2 separate regions of the Homo sapiens genome follow, and region 1 is linked to region 2. A link is a loop called in an ENCODE intact Hi-C map of the cell type or tissue named here. Cell type or tissue: Caco-2. All regions are shown on one strand.

Region 1 (8,000 bases), 180 kb after region 2:
TAAGATTATAAACACTTGACCAATGTCCATAGAATAAAAGAACAATTAATATTGTTTATTTAAGAACCCCCCCCATTTTTTTGGAGATAAGAGTCTCATTCTGTCACCCAGGTTGGAGTGTAATGGCACCATTTCGGCTCACTGCAGCCCCTGCCTCCTGGGTTCAAGTGATTCTTGTGCCTCAGCCTCCTGAGTACCTGGGACTACAGGCATGCACCACCACACCTGGCTAATTTTTTGTAATTTTAGTAGAGATGGGGTTTCGCCATGTTGCCTAGGCTGGTCTCGAACTCCTGGCCTCAAGCTATTCACTTGCCTCTGCCTCCCAAAGTGCTGGGGTTACAGGTATGAGCCCAGCCAGGAACTTATTTTTATCAATAGATAAAGGTTATTACTGTTGTAATTTAGACAGGCTTACAGAGTGGTGGGAACTTAATGACTAAGGCCAAAAGTAGGGGAAGTATGTGAGAAATAATAGGTCTGAGGTTGTAGCACTTATCTGGCTGAAGAAATTGTTATCCTTGCATAGGTAGACAGATGTTTTGATATAATGTCTAAAGGTTGTGGTGGATTTGGATTAATTTAGGCTGTCTAGCATAGTAGAAGGAAAATAACACTAAGAGGACATCTAGGATTTGAGCAATATTGCACTTTGGTGGACAGTGGCATAATTCTAGGTTCTTGGTGCAAAGAGAATTTAGTCTAAATTACCTGATCCATGAGCTAATCATTTTCATCATTGATGAAAATTTTCCTCAGCCTTATGTAGCACAACATAGAAAAATTAGTATCAGTTTTTTTTTTTTACTGCTGGTTTTAATGGATATCCTTATTTAGTAAAAACCAAAGAGAATATAACTATGTATTCCTAAGGAAAGTAAATGATGGTGGAAAAAGAAAAGAAACAGTGTTATTCCATCTTCCCTTTCACCCTCCAAAATGTTGTCAGGCATTGTAACTTTAAAACATATTGATAGAAAAATAGGTGTGTATATTCTCTTCTAAGGAGGTATCTGGGTTTTTTCAGCCACTATTGATACAGGAACACTAATATTGTTACTGACCTTGCAAACATGCTAAGTGTTAATTTTTCAACACGTTAAGAAAGGTTTCAGGGCAACAGGAAATATGTTTTTAGCTCAAGTAGTAAAAATTCTTTAAATATTCTGAAGCTTAAGATTTGTCCACATTTGGCACATGTTTCTAGGGTTTGCTTGTATTTGTAAATATTTGACTATCTCTTGCAAAGGATTAGTAGATCATTTTAGCTAGTCCTCAACCCATTAGTCATGATTAAGTCACTTACTGTTTTTACTTTTGTAAATAAATCTGGCATTTACTTATAATTGTTATAATAATAGCCTCATTCATTTTAATGTGTTATTTTGAAAAAATATGTCATTTTGAAATACTTTAAAAATCTGTATGAAGGAATCATTATGTAATGTGTTGTTATGACAACTACCCAGACAATTTCTGCTAAAATTAGATTTCTAATATTTTTTTGATAGCTCTATAATGAAGAGGTCCTTGACTTATTTGATACCACTCGTGATATTGATGCAAAAAGTAAAAAATCAAATATAAGAATTCATGAAGATTCAACTGGAGGAATTTATACTGTGGGCGTTACAACACGTACTGTGAATACAGAATCAGAGGTAATATTTATATTATAGTTAAAACAGAGCATAGTTGGCTTTATTTAAATAGTGAGCTTTGCTGATAATCTGCTTAAGATCAAGATATGAAATTTATATCCTGAAGCATGACATGGAATTAAGATCTTGTGTTCTTTCCTCACATTTAAAAAATCAGAATATTAGTATAAAAATATCAGGATTATTATAAAGTCAGCATATTTGTCATAGCATCAAAAGAATCTAAGGCAATTTATGAACAGTTTTCATTCACAGCTAGAGAAAGAGGGTTAGACAATTGATGGTGAAGAATGAGACCACAATCCTTTTGTACTTTTTGCTTTAACCTATGTAGAACTGTATCATGGCTCCTAGAGGGAGATTGTTGAGAAAAATTACAAAAAATAATTTTAACGGAATATAGAGAAGCGTCTGAATAATTCAAGTTATTGCTCAGTTTGTACCAAAGTGTTCTACTATAACAGTTTTGGAATGGAAGCTGCAAATGTCAGCAAATGGCCAACAATGGAATCTCAGTGTTTTCTTCTATTTAAAAAATAATACACTATTATACTGAGAAGTCCATCTCAAAAAGTGCCTGTAACTGAACTAATAATGTGAAATTCCACATCTTTTATATCCCTTAACATGGTGGGTTTTAGCCATTACCTCAGACTTTGGATTGTATAGTATCTTGTTTATTGTTCAAGTAAAGTCCTTGTTTCTTCCCCTTTTTCAGATGATGCAGTGTTTGAAGTTGGGTGCTTTATCCCGGACAACTGCCAGTACCCAGATGAATGTTCAGAGCTCTCGTTCACATGCCATTTTTACCATTCATGTGTGTCAAACCAGAGTGTGTCCCCAAATAGATGCTGTGAGTTATTAATTCTAATTTCTTAAACTTTCAATTTTTATCTCCCTAAAACCACATGAATTCTCTGAGAATATATTTGAGCCAAATTCAGTTCATTTAGTCATTCCTTTTTCTAATTTCCTTTTCTGATCCTAGTTAAGTTGAAGCTGGTCAGCCATGTAAGATTTTGAAATAAAAAATTGTATAAATGTCTGAAAAACCAAAAAGCATGCTGTGGCCATATGTTGTTGGATGTCATCACCTGAGACCTTTTGCTTTTGAGGATTATATGCTGTAGGTTTCCCTTCATTAGCATAAGCAAAGCCTCAGTTGATAATAGTTGAGTTCTGACCATCCAGGCTTTTTCTGACTTTAAATTTCTAATTGCCAGCAGACATTTTTGAATTTATTTGGCTTTATGCCTGTTTCTTTGGTTGTGCCTATATGTGTACATGGGATAAGCGCAAGGTAGGTTAGGAGGATATTTAATGTTACATTAATAAAGTATTTTCAATTATTTTTCTTAATTTCAGGACAATGCAACTGATAATAAAATTATTTCTGAATCAGCACAGATGAATGAATTTGAAACCCTGACTGCAAAGTTCCATTTTGTTGATCTCGCAGGATCTGAAAGACTGAAGCGTACTGGAGCTACAGGCGAGAGGGCAAAAGAAGGCATTTCTATCAACTGTGGACTTGTAAGATTAAGGCTTTGTGCTGAGAATATATCAGAGCTTTTCTATTGTCCTTTTGTCTTTTGTAATTTATAATATCCATATGGAAATCCTTCAGATACTGAACCAAGAAATGAAAATTATAGAACAGTTATTAGTAATGCACTGAATCTCCAATCTCCTCATGTTGTAGGCTTTTTTCTGTTTTTATATATTACAGATTTTCTTCATGTGTATAAATTTAGTCGTACTAAAATTTATATGTGCAGAAAATTATAGATATACAAATTATTTGAAAAATTCTTTCCACATTTAACAATATACTGTCAAAATCAACTTATTTATTTATTTTTATCTTTTATTTTTTTAAAACAGGGTCTCACTCTGTCACCCACTCTCCTGGAGTACAGTGGTGCGATCATGGCTCACTGCAGCCTTGACCTCACGGGCTCAATTGATCTTCCCACTTCATAGAAGCTGGGACCACAGGCGAGTGCCACCACACCCAGATAATTTTTGTATTTTTTGTAGAGATGGGGTTTTGCCACATTGCCCAGGCTAGTCTCAAACTTCTGGGCTCATGCGATTCACTCACCTCAACCTCCCAAAGTGCTGGGATTACAGGCGCGAGCCACTGCGCTTGGCCCAAAATTTAATATTAAGTTATTTCATGGGTGAAGACCTTCAAAGTAGCCTTTTGATAACATTTTATGACAGTCACTTTATTGACTTTGGAAATTGTAATTTTTTTTAGTAATGATTGTTTCAAAATGATAATTTTTCTAGATTATATTAAGAATTAACTTTAATACCATGCCACCTAGTGGCATTTTGATTGGAAAACTCCTTGTGATTTAGTTAGCATAAAGCTTCATTACATGGAAGGAAATATTTTAGAGCAAAGTTTTGTGTTTTAAATTTGTTCTTATTATCTTCATTACAAAACTGGATATTTGTACCTGCACAAATGTAATGACATCCCTAAATTTCTGCGACACCAATAGCATCAGAGTTGTAACCACCCAAGGGATTCTTTTTGCCTGCTGCCCAGATAGAGCTGATTTATCAAGACAGGGGAATTGCAATAGAGAAAAAGTTTAATGCACACAGAGCCAGCTAAATGGAAGACTGGAGTTTTATTACTCAAATTAGTCTCTCCAAAAATTCAGAGACTGCAGTTTTTAAAGTATAATTTGGTGAATGAGGGGGCTAAGGGAGTGGGGAGTGGAGGTTAAATCATATGGGGTCTAAGTGGATTCTTCTTGCTGTCTTCTGTTCCAGGGTGGGATTACAGAACTGCTTGAGCCAGATTACCAGTCTGCATGGTGTCAGCTGGTGCATCAGAATGCAGGGTCTAAAAAAATATCCAAACATCAATCTTAGGTTTTACAATAGTCATCTTATCCATAGGAGCAATTGGGGAGGCTGGGAATCTCGTGGTCTCTAGCTGCATGACTCTTAAATCATAATTTCTAATAATCTTGTGGCTAATTTGTTAGTTTTACAAAGGCATGCTGGTCCCCAGGGAAGAAGAGGTTTGTTTCAGGAAAAGGTTGTTATCATCTTTTCAAAATTCTTTAAACTATAAATTCCTCCTTTAGTTAGCTCAGCATAGGAATGAACAAGGGCAATTTAGAGATTAAAGGCAAGATGGAGTGGATTAGGTCAGATTTCCCTCACTGTCATACTTGTCTCACTGATATGAATTTTGCAAAGGCAGTTATAGAGTGTGTGGTGTCTGCTTTCCTCCCATTAATCACCCCCCAATATTTACTCCTATATGATTATGATCCGTCTATGGGGAAATTACCAACCAAGCCTGATTAGAGAGAGCCAGACCTTCCAACTCCAATACTCATCTTGATGGTCCGACATGTGGGTGAATGTTGTATAAAATGGCATGCCTGGATTCTGGACTTCTTGCATTGTTTTGAGTTTCTTAGGAGATATAATCATGGTGGTATTTACATTTATGTTGTCAGGAAAAGACAAAAGCCATTGCTTTGTTTTCCTCTTTAGGCTCTTGAAGCATGTTGAGACATATCTAGTAGAGTTTCAGTATTACCATTGCTTATGACAGTAGCTGCTCTGGAAAGGGGGAATGATGAAAAAGTGTGATCCTGTTGCCACTCCCTGCATGATCTATTTTTCCTAACAAAGTCATGGTTATAGATGTTTGCATTACTGATGGCCAGTGTGAACAACATTTTGGATAATGTTTATCTTGTAGGTGATAATTCAGTGACAGTAGGAAAAACAGCAGGGTGGCAGGAGTGACTACAGAGTTCTGTAATTTGACTAGTTTTTAAATAATTGGATGCTAACACATATATTATTGTATTTATTTATTTATTTTGAGGCGGGGTCTCACTCTGTTGCCCAGGCTGGAATGCAGTGGTGCAATCCCAGCTCACTGCAACCTCCACCTCCCAGGTTCAAGCTATTCTTCTGCCTCAACCTCCCAAGTAGCTGGGACTACAGGCACACACCACCACGCTTAGCTGATTTTTGTATTTTCAGTAGAGATGGGGTTTCCCCATGTTGGTCGGGTTGGTCTCAAACTCCTCACCTCAGGTGATCCCCCCACCTTGGCCTCCCAAAGTGCTGGGATTATAGGAATGAGCCACTGCACCCAGCCCATCTTATTGTATGTCTAAGGATAGATATACTTGCATAGGAATACCTTGTTCAGAGAAATAATACTGATTTTTTTTGTTGTGATTAAAGAAGGTTTTCTTTTCCCGTGGGAACTGTATTGCAAAACGAAAATTTGCATCAAACTGTTAAACTAACTAAACATTTTATTTTTACATTGAGTTGAGGAGAAGAATGCGTAACATGAATGGACAATTTTCTGGGGACATAACCTGATGCTCTGATAATTCTAGGGGTAACTAAAGTTGTCAATCTTATTTCTGTTTCAAAGAATTAGTACTATTAGTACTATAGTACTAATATATACATACGGTATTATATATAGTACTAATATATATGTACTAAATTTTCAGTGACATTGGTTACAAATGTAAAACAAAACCAAACACAAATATTCTTAATTATATTATGTCTCTATATTATTCTCTGTAAACTTTCTTTATTTAAAATTGTTATAATTAGTAAATTTGTATCATTTTGCTGTCTTTCTTTCTCTTTCTTTTAGTTGGCACTTGGCAATGTAATAAGTGCCTTGGGAGACAAGAGCAAGAGGGCCACACATGTCCCCTATAGAGATTCCAAGCTAACAAGACTACTACAGGATTCCCTCGGGGGTAATAGGTATGCATAGATGATTATCCTCTACTCAGACTTTTGATTATTCATTATTAAATAAGCTTGTAAGATGATTTATAAGAACTACTTTTATTGCAAAGCAAACTAATAGGATGAGGAACTAATCCTTATACTGTTAAGGATCTCAAATGTGTGAATAATTTTGTATGTTATTTCACATAATCCTAGCATCCCTTGAGGTGTAGGTATTATTATTCTATTTTCTAGATAAGGGAAATGAATCTAGAGAGGTTAAGTAATTTATTCAAGGCCACTTAGCTTGTATATGAAGTCAATAGTATGTGGACTTTCTCTCTTATCGTAGCTTCTGTTTTAAGTACTTAGCACAGAATAGAAAGCTAATAAAATTTTGTTGAAAAAGTACTCTTTCCTAAGTAATTACAAAGTAATTTAAATATTATTGGTACTTTTTTTTTTACAAAGTCTTCTAAAAATTCAAATTTTTTTTTATACGTGGAAAAATCTTAATGTCCACTGAATGAAATACAGAGTGTTGGCTGGTTATTAACTTTGCCAATATCACTGACATTCTTGCTTTCTCATACCTTGCATCATTCTGATATGTTTTTTCAGCTTTTTTTTTTATGGTAATGTATTCCCCTCTGTAAATATGTTGGCTTTACAAATGGAAACATTTTTGGGATTTAAATTCAATCATAGCACAATTCAACAAGTTACCAACAACCACAGTGAATCTATTTTACAGTGTTTGCAATAATGTAACATCATATTTACTGAAAAGATTATTAGATGCTATACAACAAATCTAGTATTTAAACTAGCAAGGTTTCTTTTTGAACAACTGTGTTAGTTCGTTCTTGCACTGCCATAAATACCTGAGACTGGGTAATTTATACAGAAAAGAGGTTTAATTGTCTTACAGTTCTGTAGGCTCTACAGGAAGCATGATTCTGGCAGCTGCTTGGCTTCTAGGGAGGCCACAGGAAACTTACAGTCATGACAAAAGGCAAAGAGGGAGTGAGAACTTTACAGGGCTGGAGCAGGAGGAAGGAGAGGAAGGTGCCAAACACTTTTAAGCAACCAGATCCCCTGAGAACTCTATCATGAGAACAGTTCCAAGAGGGAAATTTGCCCCCAACATCTAATCACCTCCCACCAAGGCCCCACCTCCAACACTGGGGATTACAATTTTACATGAGATTTGTGTGAGGGCACAGATCCAAACTGTATCAACAACTATTATCCAAATAATTTTGGATAATATTAAATCCTTTTAAGTTTATAATCCGTTTGGTTTAGAAATAAAGTTCTGTTTTGGCCGGGCGCAGTGGCTCATGCCTGTGATCCCAGCACTTTGGGAGGCCAAGGCGGGCAGATCATGAGGTCAGGAGATCAAGACCATCCTGGCTAACACGGTGAAACCCTGTCTCCACTAAAAATACAAAAAAATTAGCCAGGCGTGGTGGCGGGCGCCTGTAGTCCCAGCTACTCGGGAGGCTGAGGCAGGAGAATGGCGTGAACCCAGGAGGCGGAGATCGTGCCACTGCACTCCATCCTGGGAGACAGAGCGAGACTCCG
Region 2 (8,000 bases):
GTAATTAATCCAACCTCATACAATACCCAAACTATAGAGCTGAAATTTGACATGAGCAATATTTGATTATAAAGCCTATGCAAGTCCACATAACCTTCTTTTAATTAGTTTAGGTCATTTTTCATTATTACTATTTTTAACGTAAATATTAAGTATAATTTTTACTGACTCAAGGTTTCTGGTTAACCAAACAGATAGATGCACTTTTCATCTAAAAAGGGAACTTATGTTACACTTTGTATTTTTTTTATTTTAAATTATGGGTGTGGTCCTATGGGAGAGGGAGAATATAAGGCAAATTTTCAAAAGTTTTGAGGCCCTGGTTGTCATTATTCATTCACTGATTCAGTAAATACTTGTTGACACTTCCATGTACCAGTTGCTATGCTAGGGATTCAGAGATTAACAAGACAGTCCTTGTCAGAGCCCTCATGAAATATTTTACTATATCAATATTAAACAAATGTATGCCAGTTAGATGTTGTGACTCCATATAAATGACTTACTTGTTTTGTAGTATCTTCTCAGCTCTTGTATTTTCTATCTAAGACCACTCTGTTGCAATTTAAGTGATAAGCATATTCTGGCAGCAGGATTCCCTCAATAATACACTTTTGGGCTTCACAATCTTCATGATCTTTAACTTGGGCTATTACAAGTTCCAACAAAACCAGTCCTTAGGACTATATCATCCTTTGCCAGTAGATGGTCCTATGTATTTAGCATGTTGTCTTGAAACCTAAGAAACCGCTTCTCAAGTTCAGATCATGTAAAACTAGCCAGTTTTATACATTCAAAGGTAAGTCTCGTATGTTACCACAAAACTCAGATAAACATAGCAGGAAAGTTCTAAAAAGCAAAAGAAAAATAAACAATTATAGTTGTGTTATAAACAAGGATTCCAAAGTTAATAATATTTAAAGTTACATAATTTGTCTCAGTACTTGTGACCCAATATAGAAACAAAAAGATTAAGTATTCACTTATGAGTTTTTATGTGATTTAATATTATACCTAAAAACAGATTATGTAGCAATGAAGCAATGAAATACTGATAAACATGAAATAATATTAACTTGGCTATATCATTTAATTTTAGTCAGTTTAATCCATATAAATAAGGGGTAACCTTATATATGAAGTATATTTAATTTGTATATATTAAATATATTAAATTTAATTAAAATGCATTGGACCTACAAATGTATAAAACTAAAGAATTTTCTGATGACTCACCTGGGAAGGTGCAAAAGAGGTCTTATAATCAGGTGACAGCTTATGGAAAGCTAATATAATGAGACCTTTTTCAACATGCAGATGCTGATATTTCCAGAGTGACAAAGACCGATGAAGCAATTGTCAAAGTCCCCTTTTTTAGGCTAGCTCATTGTTTATATGAGACAAGTTTCCAAGACTCACATAGGTAGGGTATAGATAAATGAGGTTAATGTAGATCCAAGCAGCTACAGATGCTCCTTGACCTAAGAGGGGGTTACATTTTGATAAACACATAGTAAGTTGAAAATATCATGAATCAAAAGTACATTTAATATACCTAACCTGCCAAACATCATAGTTTAGTCTCGCCTACCTTAAATGTGCTCGGTTGCATTACATTAGCCTACAGGTGGGCAAAATCATCTAGCATCATAGTGCACTGTAGAGTATTAGTTGTTTACCCTTCTGATCAGTGGCTGACTGGGAACTGAGGCTCACTGATGCTGCCTAGCAGTGCAAGAGAGTATCATACTGCATATCTCTAGCCCAGGAAAAGATCAAAGTTCAAAATTGGAAACTGGAAGTACAGTTTCTACTGGATGCATATCACTTCCACACAATGGCAAAGTTGAAAAATCGTAGGTCAAACTCTCATAAGGCAGGGACCTTCTATACATATATTTTACAACCTGACACACATACACACATGCACATGCACATACACATATACACACACAACCCCTTAGAAGTTTATTACAAAGCAGCATAAATATTTTGAGGACTTAAGTTACTGAATTCTTTTTTATTTTGGTAAAAAACACATAACATAAAATTTACCATCTTTAACATTTTTATGTGTACAGTTCAGTAATGTTAACTATATTCATATTGTTATGAAGCAGATGTTCAGAACTTTATCTGGCAGATCTGAAACTCTATGTCCATTAAACTCTCCTTTTTCTCCAACCCCTAGTTCCAACTAACCACCAGTCTACTTTGTTTCTATGAATTTGACAACTTTGGATACATTATATAAGTGGAATTATACAGTATTTGCTTTTTTGTGACTGGCTTATTTCATTTAGCATAATGTCCACAAGATTCCCCCATGTTGTAGCATGTGATAGAACTTCCTTCCTTTTTAAAGCTGAATAACAGTCCTGTACATGTATATACCATATTTTGCCTAATCATTTACTTGGGTTGCTTCAGCCTCTTGGCTATTGTGAATAGTGCTGTGTGAATATGGTTGTACGATTATCTCTTTGAGACCATGTTTTCAGTTCTTTTGGATATATACCTAGAAGTGAATTGCTGAGTTTTTATTTGTGTGTGTGTAGAATCTCCATCCTGTTTTTCCTAGCTGCTGCACTATTTTACAGTCCTACTAACAGTGCACAAGGGCTCCAATTTCTCCACATCCTTACCAGCACTTGTTATTTTCTACTTTCTGTATAGGAGTCAATCTAATGAGTATGATGTGATATCTCACTGTAGTTTTGATTTGCATTTCTCTCATGATTAGTGATATTGAGCATCCTTTCATATGTTGTTGGTCATTTGTATATCATCTTTAGACAAATGTCTTTTCAAGCCTTAGCCTGAAAAAAAAATTTTTTAATTAAAACTTGTTTCATGGTATTTAAGGCCCACCATGATCTGGCCTCAATTTGTTTTCTCTGCTTCCAAATAGCTGTTTCCCCTTATCCTTCCTCCATTCCTCTGTTCTTCATTCCCTTGACTGGACACAGTGGGTGTTCCCTTTTGCTTTTCCTCTTACTCATTTTATTTTCTCAGCCAACAATGCCCTTACCCTACCATCTTCATCTATCAAAACCCTATCTAGCTTCAAGGACATTTAAAATTTTTTTTCAGTTGTATATTTTCCTTTATTATGACTATAGAGGACTTTATTTCAAATCTTACCATTACATTTATCATATGCTACCTTTTATCATGTATCTTCCCTAACCACTCATTCATTCATTCAACCAATCACTATTTATTTGTCACATAATCTCAGACTATTCAATCTAAAATACTCCCCCAACCAGTCCTTCTTCAACACATTACCCAGTTTTATTGTTCATGTAACTTATTATTATCTCCATTTATCTTATTTATTTATATGACAATTGAATCTAACTTCATATAACCTCCACCCTTCTTAGACTATAAGCTCTGTGGGGTAGGAATCTTGCTTGTCTTATTTAGTTAGTATTCATGGCACCTAGAACAATACATGGCAGATAGGGAACACTTGAAAAGTATTTATTCAATAGGTGCCTAAATGCATGAGTGAACAAATGAATACAAATGGAGCAAAAAATAAAAAATGTGAATGAAAAAATAAAGGTTAATTTCTGAGAATGAATAAAATTACTGTAGGAGAAGAATATTAAAAAGTGCACTCACTCCTTCATATTCTTGTGTATTAAACCCACATTATTAGGTAAAATTATAATGTGCAGTTTTTTCTTTTCTGCTGAACAGAAAAATTAGGCATCTTGGGAATTTCATAATATTTATTTCATCTACTTTCTTTCCTCCTCTCCAGAATAAATTAAGAATTAACTCACTGGTTTAAATCTTCCCAACAGGATGGTGATAATAAAAGTTTTACAAACATTTCTTCTAATTCCTTGATTCAATAGAAAGTAGATATTACAATAACTATATAAATGGACTATCTAGCTCCATGTTTTCCTCTCTCTTTGAGTCCCCAAACTGTATATCCTTCCTCTTTCTGCTTCTTTGGGTAGCTCTCAACATCCCTCAAGTCAGGTGGACAGGTCCAGGAATTCATAGATCCTATACTCTTACTATTATCAAGCCAATGACCATAAAGAGGTCTTTCCTCAAATTAGAGTCTTTTTACTTTCTTTTTGTGTTTGTATAAAAAAAACTCAATGCCAACAGAACAACCTTACCCTAATGGCCACAAGACCTGATCACAACAATGAAAAGGTCAATTCACAGCAGAAAGCAAATTTTCACCAATAATAGAGCCTGTTAGAAATACAGCACCTCTTCTCACCACCAGCCTTAGGTATCGGCTTGAGTGATGATTAGGTACACTAGCTTTGGAGAAAGACTGCTTGGTGGGGTCCTGCCTCTGTTATCTCCCTGCTGAGAATGTTATATAACCTCTTCATGCCTCAGGTTTCTCATTTTTAAAATGGAGATAATAATGGCACTTACTTCATTGCATGTTGTGAGGCGGGAGAATCGCTTGAACCCGGGAGGCGGAATTTACAGTGAGCCAAGATTATGCCATTGCACTCCAGCATGGGTGATAAGAGCGAGACTTCATCTCAAAAAAAAATCTTACCTGAGATTCCTCATGGAACAGAGTCCTATCTAAGCCAAATTTTTGAAGGCTTTATTTTTAGGCTTTGTTAGTCTAAGTGAAAAATAATTACTCTTGCTGCACTTCATGCAAATAATCAGGCCAAGTACAGGAAGACTAAAGTTTATTTTGTAAACAAATTAGTTCTACCATGATTTGTTTTTAATAAAAATGGGGACTAGAGAGACAAAAATTATGCTTCAAAAGAAAAACTATAGTACACTGTTGTTAGCTGTTTTTGAGGTGTTTTTCTGCAGTTTAAGCTAAATTCTAAATTCTTTGTGGATTAGAAGTCCCCAAACTAATGCTTTCAAATCTTTGCTTTTAAAATTGGAAATTGTACTACTCATCCTAGGACTCGTTATTTACCTTACAGTAGGCTGTTCACTTAAACACTGTAGTAAAACTGTAGATAAGAGTACTAATGTTTCTGCCATGCAAGCCTTGGAAGCTCAACCAGGCCTGCATGAGTACACTCAGACAGTTGCAAAGCAGTTCCACTCTTCTCACCCTGGGGTTCACTCCCATTCCCACTATGTCTCCTGTCAGCAGGAAGAAGCCAGAGCGATCCACAGCCTTTTCCTATCTTCATAATCTACACCTTAAGATTAAGGTGTTATAAAACCTAAAGGGAGGGATTGAAACCACCTTTGCAAAATTATGACGGAGACAGTGAAAGAGATCTAACTTAGCTGACTCCATCTTGCTTCTAACCTCCAAGCTGTCCTTGTTCATTCCTGGGTGTAGGCTGAAATAACTTTGGGATAAACTTAGTTTATAGTTTACACTTTACACAAAGACAGTAACAGCCCTTTCCCAAAGCAGACCTCCTTCTTGCCTGGGGACTAGATTGTCTTTGTAGGATGAACATTAGCCACAAGATTAGAAATTATGGTTTACGAGTCATGTAGCTGGAGGCTACAAGATTCCTACCCTCCCTAAACTGCTCCTGAGATCAGTGCTTGAGATATTTTGCAGACCCTGCACTTGATGGATCAGCTGGCATCACCCAGATCAATAAACTGGCTCATCTGATCTCGTGGCCCCCACCCAGGAACTGACTCAGCACAAGAAGATAGCTTCGACTCTATGATTTTATCCCTGACCAATCAGCACTTCTGGCTCACTGGCTTCCCCCCACCCACCAAGTTATCCTTAAAAACTCTGCTCCCTGAATGCTCTGGGAGACTGATGTGAGTAATAATAAAACTCCAGTCTCCCACACAGCTGGCTCTGCATGAATTACTCTTTCTCTATTGCAATTTCCCTGTCTTGATGAATTGGCTCTGTCTAGGCAGTGGGCAAGGTGAGCTCCTTGGGTGGTTATATCATTAGAGAAGGACGTATAATTTTGTGGGAGAGGTAGTCCTTTTGAGTTAAAAGACCCCAAGTGTGAGCTGATAGAGGATACTGAACTAGTGCTCAGTGTCTGATGCATAGTAGTTACTTAATATATGTTTGTGGAATAAGTAACAGAATGACTGAATGAATCCATAAATAAAGTATTAACAGAAAAAAGGGAAAAGGAAATAGGCACATGCCAATAATAAAATTGCTTTCTTTGCAATTGGGCTAAGGTTCCAAACGTCAGATGGCATGTTGCTGAAATTGTATGGACTTTCTCTCTTTGCAACAGATCCTACTGGTTACTAAAGCCTGGATTGTATGTAAAATAATGTGTCCAAAAAGCTGAAACAAAAGCTGAAACACTAAGTTCTTCTCAATTCCGTTTCTCCAGTCCCAAATTTGCTGGTGTTCCTACACAATTTTAATGTGTCCACATCATGCTTATATCTTTCATACAATCCCCACAAAGGAAAAGGACATAAGAGAGCAAGGGACTTGGAAAAAAAGAATAATAAATAGAAAGATAAGGAAATGAAAGAGAGATGGTAATATATGACTGCAGCGGCAACAGAAATTATACTTAGAGAGGAGAGGAGTAATTCTGGAGACCTATGACCTATGACCAAGGGTCCAAATGTCACGCTGGCTTCCCTCATCTCTCTCTCATCTTCTCAGATGAATTTCCATGTTCTCAGGAAACTCTGGGCAGGTGAATATTGAAAATTCTCTGTCCTTATAATGGGATGAAAAATTGGATTTTATCACAATCTTTATTGATATTTTGACTTAATATGATAAGTCAAAAACTATACTGATCATACCCATCTGGCAAAATTCCAATCATGTGTGATCCTAATCACTGGTTCTCTTCATATGTGGAAAAGAGCAGCTGAGTGCTGCTGGAGCAAGTCACTCTTCGAGGTAAAATATTCACTATAAATTCATGATGATCAACTTCAAAAGATTTGTCAGCACCATTCAGCAATCCTCCTGTATTTCTTTAGTTCTCTCACTGTTCCACTCTGTACAACTGGTCTCAAACTTTTCCTGCTCTCTGAACAAGCCCAGTCCTCCCCTCCCTTCTTTTCTCACAGCTGATCATTGGCTGACCCTTTACATTTCTGCCACCAAACGTAAAAACTGACCCTTATCCTCATTCATTCTATACTTTGTCCCTTTTCATAAACATAGCATTGCCTATTTGCCTACCTAATTCAGTCACCCCTAGAACTCATCCATGACATCTTCTTGCTCTTCATACTCCACAGCCAATTCACCATCAAATCCTATTCATTGTGACCCCTAAATAACAGCCCTTGAATAAGTCCTCTTCTCTCCATCTTCACCATTATTAGCAAGGTTCAAGAATAACTGTTTTCTCTGACCTGGACTACTGCCATTGCTTTCTAACTAATCTCTCTACATCCATTCATTAACTCTACCAATTTATTCCTTTTTTTTTTTTTTTGAGATGGAGTCTCGCTCTGTTGCCCAGGCTGGAGTGCAGTGGCGTATCTCAGCTCACTGCAACCTCCACCTCTCGGGTTCAAGCGATTCTCTTGCCTCAGCCTCCTGAATAGCTGGGACTACAGGTTCGTGCCACCACAACTGGCTAATTTTTTGTATTTTTAGTAGAGATAGGGTTTCCCCATGTTAGCCAGGATTGCCTAGATCTCCAGACCTCATGATCCGCCCGCCTTGGCCTCCCAAAGTGCTGGGATTACAGGCATGATCCACCATGCTTGGCAATTTATTCTTTAAAATTTCTTTAATATTTTAAAATTTTATATTACACATATATGAAAACTTCATGAAACATAAACATCCAGCTCAATGCATGATCACAAATCCTGTTTAACCACCACCCAGGTTAAGAAATAGAGCATTTGCCAGCACTGCAGAGGCCCACCCTATGCTGCTTTCCTTTTAATTACCAGCCCTTCCCACTCCTAGTGCCATCACTATCCTGTCTTCTAACACCACATTAGTTTTGCCTGCTTTAAACTTTATACAGATAGGATCATATTGTTTACATCTTTCTGTCTGTATTCTTTTACTTAATGTTATGTGCATGAAGTTCATTAAT

Evidence for each region. Hi-C counts contacts between places; a loop is a spot of excess contacts. Peaks named below come from ENCODE experiments on the same cell type or tissue, not always from the same donor. Only the 100,000 strongest peaks of a DNase experiment are listed, where the experiment ranks them.
Region 1: a loop joins it to region 2, with 1.8 times the contacts of the local background. A loop is called at or near these places in 4 of 110 quality-filtered maps.

The regions. Positions count from the first base shown.
Region 1 is chr12:39,361,544-39,369,543 of GRCh38, reverse strand. It overlaps KIF21A (kinesin family member 21A), which reads left to right. Exons shown (of 38, transcript NM_001173464.2): 4 at 1,512-1,661; 5 at 2,380-2,514; 6 at 3,027-3,194; 7 at 6,331-6,446. Among named protein-coding and RNA genes, the nearest start is that of KIF21A, 78 kb to the left of the region's middle. In Caco-2, no CTCF peak of the experiment used is centred here; no DNase peak of the experiment used is centred here.
Region 2 is chr12:39,541,844-39,549,843 of GRCh38, reverse strand. LOC124902918 (a long non-coding RNA gene) reads right to left here and starts at 3,578. Exons shown (of 2, transcript XR_007063277.1): 1 at 1,237-3,578; 2 at 1-849. It also overlaps a transcript of ABCD2 not described here. In Caco-2, no CTCF peak of the experiment used is centred here; no DNase peak of the experiment used is centred here.